3 separate regions of the Homo sapiens genome follow, and regions 2 and 3 are each linked to region 1. Evidence: chromatin contacts called from ENCODE Hi-C or POLR2A ChIA-PET data. All regions are on one chromosome and are shown on one strand. Each heading gives the region's core, a stretch centred on a gene start or an enhancer-like site at or near the end of the contact. The rest is flanking DNA. Distances are from core to core; before and after follow the strand shown.

What was found. Hi-C counts contacts between places; a loop is a spot of excess contacts on that map. ChIA-PET counts read pairs that join two places held with the same protein, here RNA polymerase II (POLR2A). Pooled maps may share reads with other maps.
Region 2: a loop to region 1 is called in a pooled map, with 5 times the contacts of the local background. The contact joins two enhancer-like sites. A Hi-C loop is called at or near these places in 3 of 50 pooled maps. POLR2A ChIA-PET finds 5 or more read pairs at or near these places in 2 of 52 experiments (WTC11 and activated CD4-positive, alpha-beta T cell).
Region 3: a map with no recorded cell type shows a loop between it and region 1 (9-fold over the local background). The contact joins the promoter of DEF8 here to the enhancer-like site in region 1. A Hi-C loop is called at or near these places in 1 of 168 maps with a recorded cell type or tissue (upper lobe of right lung), 2 of 37 single-sample maps with no recorded cell type and 3 of 50 pooled maps. POLR2A ChIA-PET finds 5 or more read pairs at or near these places in 1 of 52 experiments (activated B cell).

Annotation. Positions count from the first base shown.
Region 1 is chr16:89,763,750-89,766,915 of GRCh38, forward strand. FANCA (FA complementation group A) reads right to left here. Exons shown (of 43, transcript NM_000135.4): 28 at 1,141-1,317. Among named protein-coding and RNA genes, the nearest start is that of ZNF276, 44 kb to the left of the region's middle. RefSeq lists enhancers at 1,221-1,330, 1,491-1,560. Within about 2 kb of position 1,307, at least 14 of the 41 ENCODE cell types and tissues checked have a DNase peak (open chromatin) inside an H3K27ac peak, as active enhancers do; they include upper lobe of right lung, where a contact is called at or near this core.
Region 2 is chr16:89,993,649-89,996,814 of GRCh38, forward strand. It overlaps the pseudogene AFG3L1P. Among named protein-coding and RNA genes, the nearest start is that of DBNDD1, 24 kb to the right of the region's middle. RefSeq lists enhancers at 1-825, 826-1,806, 1,033-1,327, 1,431-1,510, 1,625-2,824 and 1 more. Within about 2 kb of position 1,461, at least 21 of the 41 ENCODE cell types and tissues checked have a DNase peak (open chromatin) inside an H3K27ac peak, as active enhancers do.
Region 3 is chr16:89,947,089-89,950,254 of GRCh38, forward strand. It overlaps DEF8 (differentially expressed in FDCP 8 homolog), which reads left to right and starts at 1,667. Exons shown (of 13, transcript NM_001242818.2): 1 at 1,667-1,726; 2 at 2,329-2,425. RefSeq lists an enhancer at 677-1,016 and a silencer at 1,697-1,796.

The sequences.
Region 1 (3,166 bases), core at 57-2,556:
TGGTGAAACCCCATCTCTACTAAAAATACAAAACTTAGCCAGGCGTGGTGGTGCGCGCCTGTAGTCCCAGCTACTTGGGAGGCTGAGGCAGGAGAATCACTTGAACCAGAGAGGCAGAGGCTGCAGTGAGCCAAGATTGCGCCACTGTGCCCCAGAGTAAGACTCCACCAGAAAAAAAAAACAAAACAACAACAACAACAAAAAACAAGTTCTCGGGCGCAATGGCTCACGCCTGTAATTCCAGCATTTTGGGAGGCCAAGGCGTGTGGGTAATTTGAGGCCAGGAGTTTAAGACCAGCCTGGACAACATGGTGAAACCCCGTCTGTACTAAAGATACCAAAATTAGTCGGGCGTGGTGGCAGGCGCCTGTAGTCCCAGCTACTGGAGAGGCTGAGGCATGAGAATTGCTTGAACCCAGGAGGCAGAGGCTGCAGTGAGCCAAGACTGCACCACTGAGCACAGCGAGACGTTGTCTCAAAAAATATATCAGTAAAAATAAAAAAAGAAGTTCGTGTTGGGAGAAACTGAGAAAGTATAGCAGGGTTTCTCTGTATTTATTAATATATTTTTTTGAGACAGGGTCTTGCTGTGTCATCCTGGCTGGAATAGAGTGGCGTGATCTTGGCTCACTGCAACCTCCACCTCCTGGGCTCAAGTGATTTCTCTTGCCTCAGCCTCCCAAGTAGCTGGAACCAAAGGTGCACACAACTGTGCCCAGCTAATTTTTGCATTCTTTGTAGAGATGGGGTTTCACTATGTTGCCCGGGCTGGTCTTGAACTCCTGAGTTCAGGTGATCAACCCGCCTTGGCCTCCCACAGTGCTGGGATCACAGGTGTGAGCACCGTGCCCAGTATCTGTATAATTTCTTAAGAGCTGCACATGAGGCCACAACGATTTTAGTCAAGATTCCAATCAAACCATCTAAGTGCTGCTGTTCTTGCCTCTGAGGAGACAGTCGGCACACGCACCCTAGACTCGAGACGAGGAGACAGTCGGCACACACACACCCTAGACTCGGGACGTGGCATGATGCAGGGGAAGGAACGGTCACCTACGTGCTGCTGTTCTTGCCCGAGGAGCACACACAAACCCTAGACTCAGGACGTGGCATGATGCAGGAGAAGGAACGGTCACCTACGTGAACATCTTCCTCTTTCAACACCTCTCGGAAGGTTCTGTGTGTCCAGAGAGAGAGGGCAGCTCTCTGCCAGTCTGCAGAAGGAAGGTGCAAGGGTCTCCAGGAAAGGCTGGCTACGTCCTCCTCAGAAAGAGGCTGTCGGGCCTCTGAGAACAATCTGAACATGAGGAACTGAAACTGAAACAGAGAGTGACCCGGCCGTTTCTTCATTGCGCAAGTTTCACTGTGAGTGGCTGAGCAAATGCTCAGGTGGAAACAGACCATCAACAGCCCACACACACAACCCCACATTCAGAGGACCTCAGTCCAGCCCCTGGGAGGGCGCAATACACGACCCCACGTTCAGGGGACCTCAGTCCAGCCCCTGGGAGGGCACAACACACAACCCCACGTTTAGGGGACCTCAGTCCAGCCCTTGGGAGGGCACAACACACAACCCCACGTTCAGGGGACCTCAGTCCAGCCCCTGGGAGGGCACAACACACAACCCCACGTTCAGGGGACCTCAGTCCAGCCCCTGGAAGGGTGCAGAGCCCCTCAGCGATCATGGCTGTGCACAGTGCTCCAGGGAAGAGCCTATGTGCAGACCTTCCTGCCATCTGACTGCTTCCTTGAGCTAAATGTCTGGAAGCAGAATTGCAGGAACAAAACTGCCTCCCAGGGGTAGGGCTGGTTTGGTCCCGGGCAGTGAAACAGCCCATCTCTAGGCCTCTGCCAGGAATGGCGTTCCCACCAAAAATGCACACCAACTGGACAAGCCAGACACACTATTGGTGCTGCGTGACCGTGTCCATCTCTGCCCCCGAGGAGATGAGAGCCTCCCATGTTTATAACCAGCCTGCTCCAAGGACTGTCGTCCCTGCTCAGCATGCTGGGTGGGAACCACGCTGCCCTCTCCTAAGCTCAAACTCCATGTTTTCTTTAAAAACTTGGCACCAGGGACAAAGTTCCTCAGAGGAAATAACTGGAAATACGTGCACCCTGGATCCTCAGGGGCTGCTCCCAGATTCTGACTTAATTTATCTGGAAAGGGGCCAGGAATCTATAGTTTCAAAAGCTTCTCAGTTGATTCTAATGTGAAGCCTGAAGTTGAAAACCATTATTTATTTATTTTTTTTTTTTTTTGAGGTGGAGTCTCGCTCTGTTGCCCAGGCTGGAGTGCAGTGGTGCAGTCTCGGCTCACTGCAACCTTTGCCTCCCTGGTTCAAGCGATTCTCCTGCCTCAGCCTCCCAAGTAGCTGGGATTACAGGCGTGCGCCACCACGCCTGGCTAATTTTTGTATTTTTAGTAGAGACCAGGTTTCACCATGTTGGCCAGGCTGGTCTCGATCTCTTGACCTCATGATCTGCCCGCCTCGGCCTCCCAAAGTGTTGGGATTACAGGCATGAGCCACCACGCCCAGCCTGAAAACCACTATTTTATACACGAGACGTTCATTAAAATCCTATAAAAGGACAACACTGGTTTGCAGTGCCATTTCACCTTTACTTTTGACATTCAGGGTTTCCAATGCTCATCTTTAAATTCCTTTGTCTGGGCCGGGCACCAGCGGCTCACGCCTGTAATCCCAGCACTTTGGGAGGCCAAGGCGGGTGGATCACTTGAGGTCAGGAGTTCGAAAACAGCCTGGCCAACATGGTGAAACCCTATCTCTACTAAAAAACATACAAAACAATTAGCCGGGTATGGTGGCACGTGCCTGTAATCCCAGCAACTTGGGAAGCTAAGGCAGGAGAACTGCCTGAACCCGGGAGGTGGAGGTTGCAGTGGGCCGAGATCGCACCACTGCACTCCAGCCTGGGCGACAGAGCAAGACTCCATCTCAAAAAAAAAAAAAAATTCCTTTGTCTGAACAATGTAAGGAACATTTACTAGATGAGAGGAATAAGAATTCTTCTTTCCAGGGAAAGATACTTATTATGAATACTGATCTTTTAATTCATCTATCCTATAAATGCCAACATCTATTTCATTACAATTACAGACTTGTAGTTGTCTTCATACAACTTCACTTTACACTCAGAG
Region 2 (3,166 bases), core at 211-2,710, 230 kb after region 1:
AGCAGAGACCTCCACAGGGACCCCAGCTGTCCTTGCAGTTCTGTGGTATGGTTGTGGGTGACTGTTCTGAAGACCCAGAAAGCACAAGAGCCCATGCTTCTTTCTCTGTTTTTCATTAGGTCCCCCTTACATTAAAGGCAGGTCCTCCATCTTTAAGGTCCACCTGCGCCCACTGAAGCTGGACAAGAGCCTCAATAAGGACACCCTGGCGAGGAAGCTGGCAGTGCTCACCCCAGGCTTCCCTGGTGAGTGCTGCGGGCTGTGCTGTTCCCCGTGGTGGGAGCCATGTGTGCTCTGCTCCTTGTCATGGGGGGTGGTGACTGGCCGTTCTCATTCAGTTCTGGCAGTGCTCACCCTTGTCTGCAGGACTTTTCGCCTGTTGAGAGTGTTCAGAGGCCTCAGAGATCAGTTTCTTAGCCCCAAAACTAATTTGTACCCACTTGAATTTCTGTCTTAATTAAAGTCAGACTTAGTGAGTCTTACTGCAGAGCTGACAGTAATGTCCCAGGGGGAGAATCTGGCAACCTGATGCTTCCCGCAGCGTTTCTGCCTGGGGCTTGCCCTCCCTGCTGAGGAAGCTCGTTTGCTTTTCTCTCTTCTTTTCAATGAAATCCTGGTCTATGCTAGGAAACCTACTTCCCTGCCTAGGCGGGATCACCCTCAGGAATGAGTGGGGACTTTTCCAGGGAGATGCCTGTTCTTTTCACCCATGCTCCGCAGCTCTTTGCTGCGTCAGTACCTCATGGTTATGTGGCCATTGGCCACGGCTTCTGACCTATGCCCGCCGGCTCCTGCCACCCCTGGAACATTCTGCTGTGGCATCTTATCACCTCCAGCTGCCTTGGCGCCCCCAGTGGTACCCGTCCCCTGGCTCCCCACAGTGTCCTGCCTAGTGTCAGGTCACGTGTATTCACACAGGATTGTACGTTTGCCTGCTGCAGGATGGTGAGTGAGGTCTTGGCTGGCAGGTATCTGAAAGGTGTCATCTGTCTTAGACACAAAATGTGCTTCCTCCCTTTTGTTCTCTCCTCTGGCTGACTTCAGATGTCTGTTTACATACCAAAGTTAAAAAGCTGGAATGTTACCAAGACTGCTTTCTTCTGCCCATAGACGGGGATGACTCAGCACTACCCCTCAACAGAGATGACTTTGATGACTCTGCCCCTCAGCAGGGCTTACTAAGCACTACCCCTTAACAGGGATGACTCCGCACTGCCCCTCAACAGGGATGACTCAGCAGAGATGACTCAGCACTGTCCCTTAGCAGGGATGACACAGCAAGGATGACTCAGCACTGCCCCTCAGCAAGGATGACTCAGCACTGCCGCTCAACAGACATGACTCAGGGATGGCTTAGTACTGCCCCTCAGCAGGGATGACTCAGCACCGCCTCTCAACAGGGATGACTCAGCAGGGATGACTCAGCACCGCCCCTCAACAGGCATGACTCTGCAGAGATGACTCAGCACTGTCCCTTAGCAGGGATGACACAGCAAGGATGACTCAGCACTGCCCCTCAGCAAGGATGACTCAGCACTGCCGCTCAACAGGGATGACTCAGGGATGGCTTAGTACTGCCCCTCAACAGGGATGACTCAGCAGGGATGACTCAGCACCGCCCCTCAACAGGCATGACTCTGCAGAGATGACTTAGTACTGCCCCTCAGCAGGGATGACTCAGTACTGCCCCTCAGCAGGGATGACTCAGCACTGCCCCTCAACAGGGATGACTCAGCAGGGATGACTCAGCACTGTCCCTTAGCAGTGATGACACAGCAAGGATGACTCAGCACTGCCCCTCAGCAAGGATGACTCAGCACTGCCGCTCAACAGACATGACTCAGGGATGGCTTAGTACTGCCCCTCAGCAGGGATGACTCAGCACCGCCCCTCAACAGGGATGACTCAGCACTGCCCCTCAACAGGGATGACTCAGCAGGGATGACTCAGCAGTGTCCCTTAGCAGCGATGACACAGCAAGGATGACTCAGCACTGCCCCTCACCAAGGATGACTCAGCACTGCCGCTCAACAGACATGACTCAGGGATGGCTTAGTACTGCCCCTCAGCAGGGATGACTCAGCAGGGATGACTCAGCACCACCCCTCAACAGGGATGACTCAGCAGGGATGACTCAGCACTGCCCCTCAACAGGGATGACTGCAGGGATGACTCAGCACTGCCCCTCAGCAGGGATGACTCAGCACTGCCCCTCAGCAGGGATGACTCAGCAGGGATGACTCAGCACCGCCCCTCAACAGGCATGACTCTGCAGAGATGACTCAGCACTGCCCCTCAGCAGGGATGGCTCAGCAGGGATGACTCAGCATTGCCCCTCAACAGGGATGACTCAGCAGACTCAGCAGGGATGACTCAGCACTGCCCCTCAACAGACATGACTCAGCAGGGATGACTCAGCACCGCCCCTCAGCAAGGATGACTCAGCAGGGATGATTCAGCAGAGATAACTCGGGGATGACTCTGATTGTCCTTCAGCAGGGATGAGTCTGTTTTGCTCCGATGGAAGCATCTGTAGTGTCCATCAGCAGGTGAATGGCCAAAGTGGTATATACTGTAGTCACATTCAGCTATAAAAAGGAATAAAGTATCGATGCATGCCACAACATGGGTGAACCTAGAAAATACTGATCTAAATGCAAGAAGCCAGGCACAAAAGGCCACATAGTATATGTTCCCATTTATGTGAAATGTGCAGAATAATAATAAAAATGTATAGAATAGCAAATCTGTAGGGACAGACATGAGGTGAGTGGTTGCCAGAAGTGGAAATGGGAGTTAACTATAAATTGCACAGGGTACCTTACAGAGATGATGGAAATGTCCTAAAACTAGATTATGGCAATAGTTGCACTACGTGATCAGTTTATTAAAAATCGTTGATGTGTGTGTGTAAAATGGGTGGATTTTATGGTTTATAAATTATACCTTAATAAAGGTTAACAAAAAATGTGGCTAAATAGTGGTGACTGATGGACACCTCCCATTACCTTTAAGTTCTCTACTGAAGTTCAGCCTTGGCCTCTCTGCTGGAGATTTTCCTTAACAACTGATCTGGGTCAAGCTCCAGCGGCCAGGAGCAGCACTGACTGTTGGCTATTCCTTCCTGGGTCTGGTGCTGATATTTCGAATGTTTGCAATGAAGCAG
Region 3 (3,166 bases), core at 417-2,916, 180 kb after region 1:
TCTCACTGCACCCTTTCTGAGCGATGTGGCCTTGGGGGGGCCGATGGAGTTGCCTGTCCTGTAGGTGACTGCTGGCCCCCAGGCTTCCGTAGGGTTAAATGAGATGGTGTTGGCAACACGCCCCCCAAAACCTGGCCATAAACTGGTCCCAAAACTGGCCATAAACAAAATCTCTGCAGCACTGTGACATGTTCATGACGGCCATGACGCCCACGCTGGAAGGTCGTGGGTTTACCAGAATGAGGGCAAGGAACACCTGGCCCACCCAGGGCGGAAAACTGCTTAAAGGCATTCTTAAGCCACAAACAATAGCGTGAGCGATCTGTGCCTTAAGGACATGCTCCTGCTGCAGGTAACTAGCCAGACCCATCCCTTTATCTTGGCCCATCCCTTCGTTTCCCATAAGGGATACTTTTAGTTAGTCTAATATCTACAGAAACAATGCTTATCACTGGTTTGCCGTTAATAAATACGTGGGTAAGTCTCTGTTCGAGGCTGTCAGCTCTGAAGGCTGTGAGACCCCTGATTTCCCACTCCACACCTCTCTATCTCTGTGTGTGTGTGTCTTTAGTTCCTCTAGCGCTGCCGGGTTAGGGTCTCCCCGACCGAGCTGGTCTCTGCAAGGTGGTGTGTGGCTCCCACTTGGGAGGCCTCCAGTTACTGGCACTGTCATCACCATGCCCACTGAACAAAGTGGACCAAGCCCCAGAGGCAGCCAAAACCACACCTTTCTGCAGGGAGGGTAAACTGAGCCCGCGAGCTCAGGGCAAGCGCACCAGGCGCATATGCTGGCCTTCATCTGTCCTCAGCTCCTCCCTGCGGGCACAAGCGGGGGCAGCTGAATCTTCCACGCGAGAAGCCTAAGAGTAGGGATACGGGGGCGGGGAGCAGCAGGCCTGCTCTGTGTGTAAACAACGGGAAAGCAGGAATAACGCCAGGGCCCGCGGACACCAGCTGCCTCCGAAGTCCCGCTGCCCGGCGCCTGCATGGAGCAGCCTCCTGAGCGCAGTGTGGCGCGTCCTCCTGTGTAAAGAGGGTAGAGCCGCGCCGGGTCCCTCCCTCTGCAGCCGTGAAGCCCCCGCGGGGCCCTGCAGGTGGCTGGCGGCACCTGCACACGGTGGTTCTCTGTTCCTTTTTCCTCCTCAACCACTGAGGTTAAAAAAAGTGTTAAAAGCCACCCTTTTTGTTTTTTTGAGACGGAGTCTCGCTCTGTCGCCCAGGCTGGAGTGCAGTGGTGCGATCTCGGCTCACTCCGAGCTCCGCCTCCCGGGTTCACGCCGTTCTCCCGCCTCAGCCTCCCGCGTAGCTGGGACTACAGGCGCCCGCCACCGCGCCCGGCTAATTTTTCGTATTTTTAGTGGAGACGGGGTTTCACCGTGTTAGCCAGGATGGTCTCGATCTCCTGACCTCGCGATCCGCCCGCCTCGGCCTCCCGAAGCGCTGGGATGACAGGCGTGAGCCGCCGCGCCCGCCCATTTTTTTTAAACGTGTTGGGGTTTGGGTTTCAGCCACAGGCCTTCTGCGATGAGAGGAAACCCAGGACGCGCAGCCCCAGGTCAGGCCCGCGGAACAGCCGGGCGGACTCCGGGGCTCGCAGACTCGCGACCCGCGTGCCATGAACCTCCGCGCCGGAGGCGGCAGCAGCGAGCGCGGGGCTGGATCCAGCGTAGCGGGGCGGCCGGGCGGATCCAGCGCAGCCGGGAGACAGATGCGAGGCGGCGGTCAGGTGAGCGGCGCGGGGCCGGCGGGGTCGGGGCCGGCGGGGACGGGGCCGGCGGGGACGGGGCCGGCGGGGACGGGGTCGGCGGGGTCGGGGCTGGGAGGGACGGGGCCGGCGGGGACGGGGTCGGCGGGGACGGGGCTGGGAGGGACGGGGCCGGCGGGGACGGGGCCGGCGGGGACGGGGCCGGCGGGGTCGGGGCTGGGAGGGACGGGGCCGGCGGGGACGGGGTCGGCGGGGTCGGGGCTGGGAGGGACGGGGCCGGCGGGGACGGGGCCGGCGGGGACGGGGCCGGCGAGGTCGGGGCCGGCGGGGACGGGGCTGGGAGGGCGGCCCGCCCGGCGCAGGGGCCTCGAGACCTCGGCCGCCCCACCCCGGGGACGCCGCCGCTGCTCCGGCGTCCACACCAGCTGCGTGCGGAGCACCCGGGCGGCTCAGGGGACCCGCGTGGCCGTGCCCCCGCCCTGGGCTGCTCCGAGCCTCAGTTTCCCCCTCGGTGGAACGGGTGGGTGGGAGAGACCTGCCCCCGAGGAGCCCGGGAGACCGGGCGAGCTCCCGCGGGTGTGGTGGGTGGGGAGGCACAGTGCTGGGGTGGCTTCTCCCTGCAGCAGGTGCCGAACCCACGGCCAGGCTTCCGTGGCCAGCAGCCCTAGAGGAATGGCCATCCTGTCCCTGCGAGCCCCTGGGCCCTGGCAGGCGATGCAGGTATGGGCAGACAGGACGCTGTTGACTCCGCACACCGGGGTGACTTCTCAGGTTCTCGGGGTGGCAGCTGCAGTGATGACACCGCTTCCTGGTGGTCACGCCGCGGGCAGGACGCGGGAGGCCAGGTCCGTGCATCCCGCGTGTCCTGAGCTTCGGCCCAGGGTCCCTCCGTGCCCCGGAACCCCGCCGGCTTTCTTCGGCTTCCTTTCATTGCTAAGTTGTGGGGTCCTCCCCGATGAGAGCAGTGGGCTCTAGAGGAGGGGCAGGGGGTGGCCAGACCTCTTGCTTTCACTCTTCCACTTCCTGCCCGCTCCTTTCTGAGGCCAAGTCCCACATCTGGGTGCAGAACTGGTGGGGTGAGCCTGGTGAGAGGGGCAGGCTGGCGTTCTGCTCAGAGTCGGCCACTGTGGCCGGCATCCCCAGGTCTGTGTGAGCAGAAGCTAAGGCTGCGAGGCCAGCGGCCTCCCCTCATTCATCCCCTGCCCGTGCGCCAGGCCTGGGGCTGGCACTGACTGTCAGTAAATAGGCAAATAAAAGATGCCTTTTTTCACAGCCCGGAGGAGAGCTGGTAGCCTAGAGTACAGCTGCTGGGCAGAACGGAGGTGTCCCTGCCAGCGTGCCTTCCTTGACGCTCCTCTGGCCATGTTTTAAACACCAGGAGGTTTCCAGCGGCTTCCCCAGGCGTAGCTCCTGCACCTTTTTCCTGGGCTGGTCACCATATGTGATGACAGTGCCAGTCTG